2 separate regions of the Homo sapiens genome follow, and region 2 is linked to region 1. The links are chromatin contacts, found by Hi-C in ENCODE. All regions are on one chromosome and are shown on one strand. The core of a region is the stretch at or near the end of the contact, and the rest is flanking DNA. Distances in the headings are between cores, read along the strand shown. Region 1 overlaps DCP2 (decapping mRNA 2). Region 2 holds the start of TMED7-TICAM2 (TMED7-TICAM2 readthrough).

Evidence for each region. Hi-C counts contacts between places; a loop is a spot of excess contacts on that map. Pooled maps may share reads with other maps.
Region 2: a pooled map shows a loop between it and region 1 (6-fold over the local background). The contact joins the promoter of TMED7-TICAM2 here to the enhancer-like site in region 1. A Hi-C loop is called at or near these places in 3 of 50 pooled maps.

What each region holds. Positions count from the first base shown.
Region 1 is chr5:113,018,032-113,024,639 of GRCh38, reverse strand. DCP2 (decapping mRNA 2) reads right to left here. Exons shown (of 11, transcript NM_152624.6): 11 at 2,445-6,608. MCC (MCC regulator of Wnt signaling pathway) reads left to right here. Exons shown (of 19, transcript NM_001085377.2): 19 at 1-2,534. Among named protein-coding and RNA genes, the nearest start is that of DCP2, 45 kb to the right of the region's middle. Within about 2 kb of position 1,844, at least 6 of the 41 ENCODE cell types and tissues checked have a DNase peak (open chromatin) inside an H3K27ac peak, as active enhancers do.
Region 2 is chr5:115,624,043-115,630,005 of GRCh38, reverse strand. It overlaps TMED7-TICAM2 (TMED7-TICAM2 readthrough), which reads left to right and starts at 3,970. Exons shown (of 4, transcript NM_001164469.4): 1 at 3,970-4,405. The coding sequence starts at 4,214. TMED7 (transmembrane p24 trafficking protein 7) reads left to right here and starts at 3,970. Exons shown (of 3, transcript NM_181836.6): 1 at 3,970-4,405. The coding sequence starts at 4,214. RefSeq lists an enhancer at 3,905-4,074 and a silencer at 4,245-4,314.

The DNA.
Region 1 (6,608 bases), core at 595-3,094:
TGATTCTAATTTATATGAGGTTAAAAACCTTCAGATTTCGTATTTTGAATTGTTCTCCCTAGTTTCCTCAGTGGTTACCCCCTTTTAGTCAGTAACCATCTCTGTTCAGAATTCAGTCTTTGGCTTTTGAAGAAATGGGCACAGAGCCAAAGGACCCATTTCACAGTTCCCTTGGAATATATTTCCCATTGTTGGACTGAGGCAAACAAAACCAACTGTGCAAATCACAAGCAAAAGAGACTTCTGTCCGTAGTTGCGAGTGCCATCAGTGTGAGCTTACCAGCTACAAAAATCTGTCATGGACTGGGGAACAGTATGATTCCTTATTGAAACTTTCATCCTCATCGGCTGGCTTGTCAGCGTTCTGAAGTTAATATCCATGCTGCCTGAAACAAATGTTATGTTTAACTAGCACTTAACTTTTAAAATTGCTTAATTCTCCTTTCAGATGCATGCACTAAGTCTTCTCTGAGCCTGCAGCAATATTTTAGAGGGACCTCTTCTAAGTCAGAGCCTTGACATTCTACTCCAAAAGGAAGTCCAAATTAGAGCCCATAGGCTTTTTCTTAAAAGCTGTTAAGGAGTAGTAAAGAAAGTTACCACTCTAAGGAAAACATGAAACTATCTGAAAGTCTTCTGGTTCCTAACTGGATACAGATTAGATTATTTTAAATGAGAAAAAAGTGCACCGTAGTTACCCGATCAAGATTGGACTGCCTGTGTCCCTGGCATGAATTAAAGAACCTCCATAGTTGCTTGTTCCCTTCTGAAGGTGTTTCCTATGGCCCACGAGAATTATAAAGCAATCACTTTTTAAGTCTATCAGTCAACCTTAATAGCTCTCAAGAGTTTCGATTATCAAGCTTTAAAGTGATAACATATCAAGATGACTATTAAAAAATAAACATCTCTGAAAGTGTCCTTTCCTCCATAAGGCTTTAAACAATTTGCAAATTCTTAATTGGGAGTATGTCCCAATCATTCTATTAAACTATTTACAGCTCTACCTACTTCTAGATTCAGCAAACAGAGCTACTAGTTAGAGTATTTTGAGAGCCAAAATAGTAAGAGACTTCTGTAATGGTTGAGATTTCTGCACTGACCTTAATTAGGGTACCGCCATAGGGCTACCAAAGTTTTTAGTGAGGGCTGGGGAGGTGGAGCATAAGTAACATTTTTTTTCTGCAGAAGGTGATGGCTTTGTAGAACACTATAAAATTTTTCAGGAAAACATACAGCAAATTTTCTTATCCAGTGGGAACAGCCTATTTGACAAGGAATGATATACAAGTTTGATTCACCTTTGAGCACTCTTATAGAGTTTACAGAAGAGGCGTAACTGGTTACAAAACAAAAGTTACGCCTTCACTATCCAGTTCTTAAAGTTTATCCACATCCTACAAATCTTATGTTCATGTAGGTCAGGTTAAAGTAAGCTCCAAACTTGTGGCCTTCAGAAGCATCTCCTGTTTAACACACCTGAAATTACTCTAACTTAATACATTTGTATTCTCTAAGAAATAATGCTGACTGCTGTCACCACAGCATCACTGATCTCTCAGTGGCTGTTAAAATATAAACAAGTGGAAAAAAAGTATACAAGTTGATAGCAGCTGTTCATGTATTCTTGTTTTGCTAATACCTGTGTAGAGAAAGACAGTTTCACATGCAGATCACCATACATTTTTGCTTAAAGGTTACACTGGGTAAACTGTTTGTTTATCACATTACATCTGGGTGAGATTTTGCATGTGACCAAGAGGAAGAAATCATTCAGTCCCGGAAATAGCAACTGCTATGTAAAACCACATCCTTGACTAGTACTTCATCTTTCCACAGTCATCCATCTGCTAATCAGGTGAAATATCAGCTCAGCAGAACAAAGCAAGTTATACACAAATTTCCCCCACATTCACACTGATGCCGTACTTAGTAATTCTGGTTCTACCATTCCCTTTTGCACTTTTTGCAAGTCAAATTCATGTGGAAAAATGTTCTGTTTGTAGAACTCATAGTATTCACTTATAGTGCTCATGTCAGGAATGGCAAGTGAGTAAGAGCCCCTGATAATCTGCTTTTGTTAGAACGTAATGCAAAGATAATAAAACATGTCCACTTCTTTTCTAGTTCTAATCAGTTTTTAGACATCAAGATTTATTTACTTTGCATGAGATTTGTTTCCTATTATTTGAATATGTGCTATACACTTGAATTAGAAAAACCTGCTTGAATGTATTGTCAGTTATTAAAGCACATGTGACTAAGTTTGCATTTGTCAGTATTGTTCTACTGTTTGTACTGAAAGTCTCATTTTAAAATTGCTACTTAACACTGTACTATACCTTGTAATTTTTTAGATTCTCCACTTGTATTCTTTAAATGTTTCCAGATGCCTTTAGTTTTAGCTGCTGTAAAATAGCTACTTTGCGTTATTTGATATAGAATTGTTTTTTAAAAACTCCATTTATTTATACAGAGACATTTATAATATTTTACAAACATTCTTATATTCTGAATAAATATTTCTAATTCCACAGTGTACCTTAACTGTGTTATTTAAAGGGTAAGGCTATCCTTCTGTAGAACTGTGATATACATGCAGGCAAATATCAAATCCATGATGCTTACATGAAATCAAGAGCCCTAGTCAAAGCAGGGGTCTAGAAGTAAGACTATTATTAGATCAAAATGGCCAAAGAACCCTCATTTATAGCCCATTTTTAGTTGGCTTTTTAAAATTTGGCATAAATAGGAAGTTATCTATTGAAGAGAGTCTTTTCCCCTCTTAAAGAAAGATCATTAAAATGGAATGTAATCAAGGACTGGAAATGCAAGGAAGTCATATAGGACAACAAGATGGCAAGCAGCTTTGCAACACATCTGTTAGAGAAAGATTACAATGTTCTCAAGTTTTCACTATGGAAGCAAAGTAACTTTGACAGTAAGTATAACACCTTAGTCACTCTCCTTTTGAGAATTTAAAATAAAAGTTACTATCATATAGCTGAGGTCTCTAATGGAAAAGAATGTATTTCTTTCCCCCTTGAGATCCAAAGTTAAGTATTCCTATTGCAAAACCTGATTCTAGCACAAACTTAAGAATTGCTGGATTTTAAATATCTAATGAATTCACATCTCAAGCCCTACACTATAATCTTGCTTTAAAGCAACAAACTTAATTGTTTGAGGTATTTTCATTTTTGCAGAGACTCTCGACAATATTTCTTCCTGGGGGTTTTTTTTTTTTTTTTTTGGTTGTTTTTTGTTTTTTCCAGACAGAGTCTTGCTCTGTTCACCCAGGCTGGAGTGCAGTGGTGTGATCTCAGCTCACTGCGACCTCTGCCTCCCGGGGTCAAGAGATTCTCCTGCCTCAGCCTCCCAAGTAGCTGGGACTACAGACACGCACCACCACGCCCAGCTAATTTTTGAATTTTTAGTTTCACCATGTTGGTCAGGCTGGTCTCGAACTCCTGACCTCGTGATCCACCCAACTCAGCCTCCCAAAGTGCTGGGATTACAGGTATGAGCACCGCGCCCAGCTTCTTCCTGTTATATAAACATACTTTTATCATGTTCATCTCATACTTGCCATTTTTATTGGTCCAAAGAGCAACCACAATGAGCAACTCAGAACCTACGATGATAAATAACAGTAGCAGAAAACCAGGCTAAGGTGGTAACTAAAACCGCCCAAGCAGCCAATTTTATTGATAGTACATTACAAACAATCTAACACAATGATGTTTTTACAGAAAGCCAGTATCTGAACAACCTTCCATCGTTCAAATTGTATTTTGTAAGATTAAAAGGCTTTTAGTTTCTAACCTATTATTTACATCAAAAAGCTTTCAAAAAGTTAGAGCATAACTGTTAAGACATAGGATTTTGTTCATTTTCTCAGTGGAGAGTACAGAGTACAGCTGACATTCTAGTGGGTCTTTGGAAGTACAGTAATCCTGCAAACATTTAAACTCCAATTCACAAACATGAATCACCGGAAATCCTTTGATAGTCATACCCAACAATACAGGTAGTCTTTATCCTTTCGTTAACACTGAGGGAAAAAAACAGTTGCTGTTCAACTACAACAACATAAATCTAGAAACAGAATGAAACCTGTTCCAAATGTTTCTGTTCTTATAACAAGGTGAACACTACAGGTGTTTTGGGGTTCCTTTTCTGCTATCAGTAAATGTTTGACAATTTCCAAAAGAGCACCAAGAACTGTATACCACCATGAACAGAATCCCTTGAAGTAGATTCACTTATAGTCTTTCTCCAAGCATTAAAATGCCCTATAAGGTAAAACAAAACATTGCTATAATCTAGGCAAAAATTAAAGGTTGAATCATTTCACATAAGATAAAAATAATTACTAAAGAAATAAAGTTCACAAATCTACTTGGTTATCACATTTACTCTAAAGTCTGGTTTTTTCATTGACCATAATATATTTAGTGAAACATTTCCTCAGTTTTTGTCTACCAGCAAAAGGTCTCAAAATAATTTGCTTAACATAACTCAGCATAAATATCTTCACCTTTTTCCGACTAAAACTTACTCCCAAACAAATTGTTTTAAGACTATGTATCCTCCATTAACATCTTTAAAGCATAATGTAAAAAGCCACATCAAGTCTTCTTTTGGAAATAGGCACAGTATTAAAAAGTCAAGTCTTACCACTTTCCCATCCAAACTAATCTGTATGCCCTATTTCGGTTAGACAAAAGGCAATCTTATTAAGAGAACTTCACTTAAAAATGCTAATGCATGAACTGTAATTCCGTTTATTTTATTCTGAAATGAGATGGTTTTAAATTTTTATTAAAGCTAACAGATAAAAGTCTGAATTGTACATGGATCTAGGATAAGTCAATAATTACCAAGGATGATTTTTTAAAAGTACTATAAGGTATTAAGCTAATAAGCAAACTTCAAAACAATTATTTTTTAAAAACAGACATAAAGCAAAATAGTTCATGGTTTTATTGTCCTTCCCTGTTTTTGTTACTGAAGAAAAAGTTTCTAATATTTGTAAAATGGAAGTCAGGTTAGCTGTCTCCTGTCCTAACTCTAAAGTGAAATATGACCAAAGAACTTTAAGACTCATTTCTTTGGACACTTGCATTTAACATTAAATGATTACTTGTGCAACATCCTAACACAAACCTAAAAGGAACCAAAGAGACAGCAGTCCCCTAGAACAGTAGTGAAATGCACAAAGAAACTCTTAGCAGTATGTCTTCTGTGCTTTTCTGTCAGTGCGTATCATATGTATAGTGCATAAAGAATACAAGTCTACTGTTATATATTCCAAAAGCACTAACCCATCTAATCAACCAACTGCTGAAGAATTATCTTTCTAAATTTCATTCACAGTTGAGAACCTTTACTTTCATTTGCTGCCATCCATAGTCTTTTCCTAAGTATCACAAAAGGATATGCCTGCCAATCTCTTAAAAAATGACAATGCAGACTTGTGCTCAAAATGAAGCTACAGATTTAGAACCTCAGATTCAATGAACTAAAAGGAGAATATATTAAATGTTAAATTTGACCTCAGAAATTCCACTATACTAAGGATGTTGCCTAAGACCTCTCAAAGACTGAGGACCAGCAGAACACTGCCCATTTCACTCTAGAACCACACACAAGTCTGTTGTTCCCAAGCCAATGTGAAAGCTATAAGCCTTGAGACTCAAAAGAGCACAGGTGTCCACAGGTGACCCAAACATCAAAAGTGAGATCACCTTCTCAGGAAGGAAAGATAAAATCACTGCTTGCAAGTCTGTGGCAGGTTTGCTATAAAGATGTGAAACAAATTTTAAAATATGGATTATTCTACAGAAGGGGTAAGACACCAGGGAGAAAAAAAGGACTCAATGGACTTTTTCCTGGCCAGTCACACCAAGAAAAAGGATTAAGAAACAACAGGTCTTCAAATGGCACTGAACGAACAGTAGCCAATAACCCAAAAACCACCCAACCACCTGCAGGAAACCTTCCACCAAAAAGCAGAAAACACATATTCAGGGCCATTGTCTTCTACTGGACTAAAAGACTGAAGTCTACTAAAGGTTAGGGTCCATGTGGGACAAGATTACAAACACAGCCAACTGATTTCTGCATTCACTCTTCAGAGTACCTTTGACCAATACTACCCAGCTAACGTAAGCACCTTGTGAAAGCTCATTCCTTTTACGTTGTGCCTTCAAGCTGCTAACATAGCTAGACCATACTCCTCTGCTAACCACAGAAGATCCAAGATAAATGGAATGTTTTTATTGGTGATTTCATTACTCTGATAACCCAGATTAAAGATTTCATTATGAACAATTCTCAAGACCTCCATACTTTATCATAGTTTTTCTTTACACTTGTTTGTACTCAGCTGGTGGAAGTCAACCCTTTAAGCCCACTCCCATGCATAAGAGTAACTTTCACTCTTTTCCCTATTTTAAGACTATTTCAATAGTAAATGCTATTTGTCACAAGGAAGTTAGATGGAAAGGAATGAATCACCATTCAGGACAAATGTATAACCACTGTGATGTGACTGACACCAAAGCAGATTATGGCTGTGTGTTCTGAGTTGTCTTCCTGTAAGA
Region 2 (5,963 bases), core at 2,721-5,220, 2.6 Mb before region 1:
GTTTATTTATTTATTTAGCCTTCCAGTGATTCTGCTTCTCTAGTGAAACCCTGACAGACATAACTCTTCCTTATCCCTGGAATCTGGACTGACCTTGTGACTTCTGTGACTTCTCATTAATAGAATGAGACAGAAGTGACAGGGCCTAGTACTGGGCCTAGCCCTCAAGGGGCCTTTCACATTCTCTCTCCTGAAATCCTGGGATCATCATATGACTAATCCCAGGCTAGCTCATTAGAGGATGAGAGACTCCTACATGGAGAAGAGTTCAGTTTTCCCAGCCAACACCATCCTAGACCAGCCTATAGCCAGTTGTCCTGCCAAAATATGAATGAAGCCAGCCAAGATCAGCAAAGCTGTCTGTCCAATCCCCAGTGGACCTCTGAGGATGAGTGAGCCCAGGTGAGACCAGACCCACTCAGCTGACCTGGGCTCTAATGTGCGGTAAACTATGAATGCAGATTGTTTTAAGCTACAAGTTTTGATGTGTTTTTCTCACAATAATGACTAACTACTGATGCATCCAGTATATTAAATTTTCCTTCTTTTGCTGTGAAATATACATGCAGAAAAGTACATAAACCATATAATAATAAGTAAATATAAAGTGACCATACATGTAACCACCACCTATGTCAAGAAAAAGAGCATCACCAGCACCAAGGAAGCCCCCCACTTTCCCCACCCTGTGTTGCCTCTCACTTATTACTCCATCCTTCCCTGCTCTCCTGACTATTGAGATAATCATTCTCTTGCTTTTTTGTATAGCTTTACCATGTATTAGGGAAAATGGGATTGTTCAGTTTTGCTTGTTGTCAGCCTTTATATGCTGATTTTTTTCTGTCACTTTCTTTTGCATCATGCTTGTAAGATTCTCCAATGTTGTGCTGTGTAGGTATAATAATGTTCACTCTCATTGTTATGTTATGTCCCATTTTTTTAATATACCTACATACACCTACATTTATAGATATCTGGGGTATTTCCAGTTGAGACTGTTACCAGGCTTTGGATTTTAGTAGTCTTGTATACATATTCTGGTATACCTGTGCATGAGCTTCTTGAAAGTAGTGATTCTCGTACTTTTTAGCCTCAGAGGTTTTTTTTGTTTTGTTTTGTTTTTTTAAAGACAGGATCTGGTTTTATCACTGAGGCTGAAGTGCAGTGGTATGATCATAGCTCACTACAGCCTCAAACTCCTAGGCTCAGGCAATCCTCCTGCCTTAGACTTCCAAGTAGCTGGGACTATAGGCATATGCCACCATGCCCAGCTAATTTTTAAAAACTTATTATATAGAGGAAGTATCACTATGTTTCCCGGGCTGGTCTTGAATGCCTGGGCTCAAGCAATCTTCCCACCTCAGCCTCCTAAAGTGCTAGGATTACAGGCGTGAGCCACCATGCTCAGCTGGGCCTCAGAATCGTAAAAATTAAAGATTAAATAAAAATTTTCAAATTAAAAAATGTCCAATAAAGGTTATTGAGATCTGAGATATTTAAAAATATTTGATAATTCATTTAAAATAAACAATAAACCCATTACATATTGCATTAGTTTCCTGAGGATCCCGTCACAAATTACTACAAATGTGATGGCTTGAAACAACAGAAATTTTTTCTCTCAGAGCTGGAGAGTCAAGAAGTCTGCAAGTAAGGTATTGCCAAGGTTGATACCTTCTGGAAGCTCTGAAGGAGAAGGTGTTCCAAGCCATTCTCCTAGTTTCCCATAGCGATGGGCAATCCTTGGTGTTCCTTGACTTGTGAACATATCATTCATTCCAATCTGTATCTTTGTCTTCAGTATGCCATTCCCCTCCCCCAACCCTGCCCCTGTATCTTTGTGTCTGTGCATCTCAAATCTTCCCTCCTCTTATAAGGTGTGTTAGTCCATGTTCATACTGCTATGAAGAAATACCCAAGACAGGGTAATTTACAAAGAATAAGTTAAATGAATTGATAGTTCCACATGGCTGGGGAGGCCTCACAATCATGGTGGAGGGTGAAGGCACAGCAAAAGCACGTCTTACATGGCAGCAGGCAAGAGAGCGTGTTCAGGGGAACTGCCCTTTATAAAACCATGAGATCTCATGTAGCTAACTACCTGTTATAAAACATGAACAATGTTTATAAACATGAATAATGCATTATACGTGCATTATATGTTTATAAACACAAATAATGCATTATAAACACAATACTGCTTTATGGGAAACATAAATGAATGGGAAGAACCCGCCCCCATGATTCAGTTACCTCCCACCAGGTCCCTCCCATGACACATGGGGATTATGGGAACTACAATAAAACCATCAGATCTCATGAGACTTATTCACTATCACCAGAACAGCATGGGAAAAATCTGCCTCCATGATTCAATTACCTCCCACCGGGTCCCTTCCGTGACATGTGGGGATTATGGGAACTACAATTCAAGATGATATTTGGGTGGAGACACAGCCAAACCATACCATAAGGATAACAGTCTTTAGATTTAGGGCCCACCCTAAGTCCCAGGATGACCTCATCTTGAGGGCCTTAACTTAATTACATCTGCAAAAGCCCTATTTCCAAATAAAATCATATTCACAGGGGTGGAGGGGTTGAAACTTGGACATGTATTTTTTAGGGGGACACAATTCAACTCACTGCACACATTTACATAAATAACACATCTTTTAATAAAAATATTTTCGAAATAAAAATTTAGCAAGAAGAGTGACCTTATTTTTGTAAATCTTTCATATCTAGATTTAAGGAAGAAGCTGGGTGCTCATTTCCTTTGATATTCAATCTGTTATGCTGTTTTGGTTGAAATATATAATGAAAATCCAGCTTCATACAGATCATTACATACCCTCTGAAAGGGTTTCAGGAGGCTTCTGGGGACTTCAGAGCAACACTTGAGAACCACTGCTCTAAAGCATATACTCCATAAATATATGTAAAATGGAATTTCCAGGCTGTGGCTACATATTCCAGGCTATATATATATATATATATATACATATATACACACACACACACACACACTGTATATAGGTGTGTGTGTTCTGTGTGTGTATACATATATTCTACTTTATTAGATAATGGCACATTGTTTTCCAACTTGATTAACCAATTTACTTTTTCACTAGCAGTGTATAAGAGGTTTTGTGGCTCTATAAGTCGACCAATATCTGTTATTGTTACACTTAAAATTTTTGCCTATCTTGTGGTATGTAATGTATTGATTGCACTGTGACGTTTAATTTAACAAAAGTTCATCTAGTGCTTGCTATGTACCAACCACTTCTAGGTACTTTTTCCAAATATTGGTACTTTGTAATAATTCTCTATGGTAGGTGCTATTATCTCCATTCTACAGATACACACTGAGGCAGAGAATTTAAGCAAGTGGCCGGACGTCACACAGCCAGTACGTGGCAAAGCAGGGATTAAGCACTCCTGCAGTCTGCTCTTAGAATTCGCGCTCCTTGCCCAGCTGCTTCCCCCAAATATTTATTATTACTTATGAGAAAACTCCGCAAATTGCAAAGCGCTCTACCACCAACGATTAGCACCCTAGGGCAAAATGAGCCCTTTACCACTCCCTAGATGCTCCCCAGCGCTAAGTTCCCAGCGGAGGTTGCAGTGAGCGCAGATCGCGCCACTGCACTCCAGCCTGGGTGACAGGGCGAGACTCTTGTCTCAAAAAAAAAAAAAAAAAAACAACAAAAAAAGCCAGTGATTGGAGCGTAATTACCCTCGCCAACCGCCTGTAACCACGGCGGCCGCCACGCCCCGTTTCCTGGTCTCGCCCCTCTCCGCCCACGACTCTGGCCCCGCCCCTCGTCCCAGGCTGCAACGGAGGCAGAGCCAACGCCTCGCGGGCTTCCACGTACGCACTCCAACGCGTGTTCCCGGAGAAGAACGCATCCGGGTCACGGGAGCCGGTGTCTCAGGCTCCGCCCCTTCACCCCCCGAAAGGCTAATCCCCACTTCCGACCCTCTCAGGCCTTTTCCGCTTCTCTTTTACCTCCCCAGGTCCGCCCGTCTGCGCCCCTCACAGGAAGCCGGAGGGTCGCTCTGATCCCGAATCTCCCACAGGCGTGAACCTGCTCTGCTGTGTATCTTTGCGGGGTGGCCTGCGCTGAGGCCTGCCGCGCGCGGTGAGTCCGCGCAGACCTGACCCTGCGTCTCGCAGCTCGGTTGAGGCCGCCGCCGCCTTCTCGGGATGCCGCGGCCGGGGTCCGCGCAGCGCTGGGCGGCCGTCGCGGGCCGTTGGGGGTGCAGGCTGCTCGCACTGCTGCTACTGGTGCCTGGACCCGGCGGCGCCTCTGAGATCACCTTCGAGCTTCCTGACAACGCCAAGCAGTGCTTCTACGAGGACATCGCTCAGGGCACCAAGTGCACCCTGGAGTTCCAGGTATCAGGGGCCTAGCAGTCCCTGGGCCCCAACTCGCGGCTCCAGGATTGGGGGTGTAACTTGAGGGATGGCACTTTCCTGTCCGTGTTTCCCCGTTCTTAGGCTAATTCAAAAATCGCTTCTAGGTAGCTGATGCCCAGCATTTGACTTTCCTCTAATAAACCTTGGGTGAGAGATGTTAAGACCGGGTGTTAAAATATATGAATTCCAGAAATGCTCCCTTTAGCATTTCTTTCCATCTCATTTTTAAGGCCTATTGAACTTTCTTCCTTAAAAGATTCCCTTAAAGAAAATCATTTATACTCTGTAGTACCCAGTGTCAACCCTCTACTCTCTAATCCACACCTCCAATTTAATTGGATTTGGAGTGCTGCCAATGTCTAACTTCATTGCTTTTCAGTTTTACCAATATTAGGACTGTTGGTTAATACGGTCCTTGTCATTGGAAGAGCTCCATTACAGGTTGAACGGCCATTTGCCAAGGGAGTTGTAGAAAGAATTGCTGTGATAAATGAGAGGCCCCTTCTGATATTTGGGATTATATAAAAAAGAAACTTTAACAGAATGTGGTTTATTCGGTTGGTTAGAACAGTCTTTACTGAGCTTCAATTTTGGTTGGTAGGCGCATTTAACATTTGAGTAGCTATTGAATACTAGGTGCCAGTGGTACAGAAGTGGTCGAAACAGATAGGGTCACTGCCATCATTCATGATTCCCCTCTCACCCTGCTTTTCTTAACTGGTATCTGCTCATTCATCAGAACTGTGCCTTAAGAGCAGTAAGTAGGATCCATGAAGGAAGACTTCCTTTGGAAAATTATTTTAAGCTGAACTTTAAAGGATGAGCTATAAACACCTTGGTAAGGGAGGAGGGGGAATAGCCTGTGGTAGTAGTGAACACTGAGAATTTCAGGGCCATAGAGAGAGGTCCAATATGGTTGGGAATAAGGAGCCAGAGCAAGGGGGTCAGCAGGGGCAGGCCAGATAGTGTCTTGCTGACCATGTTAAGGATTTGTTTTTCCTGAAAGTGTAGGAAGCCATCAGAGGGTTATAAGCAGTTCAGTGATATGACGAGAATATTCTTGGTAGCTGCATTAATAATAACTTGTGCAGGTAGAGAAGTGATGGTAAGATGTTGCAGAGCGGATGTGGAAGGCTGATTAGGAGGTTATTATGGTGGTCTAGACAAGAAATGATAGTGGCTTAGAGTAGAGTGATAGCAGTGGGGTAAATGAAAAGTGAAAGGATTGGAGAGAAGGTAGTAGGTAGAATCAACAGGACTTGGTAATGATTTGGCTATAGTGGGTCAGGGAGGGGAGGCCAAGGATGACCCTTAGGCTTACTTACCTTCATGGATTAGCACCAGGGGACAGAAAAGAAGATAGCAGGAATTGTGATAAAAAGTATAAGCCGACATTTTCTTTGTTTGAATTTAATAAACATTTCCTGGATTTTTGTGTATGCAGACTCAGTGATTAGTGCTAAGGATACTACTACAATGGCTAACAAATTAGCATCTGTTATGTGTAGACAGTATGTTAAGCATTTCAGGTATGTTC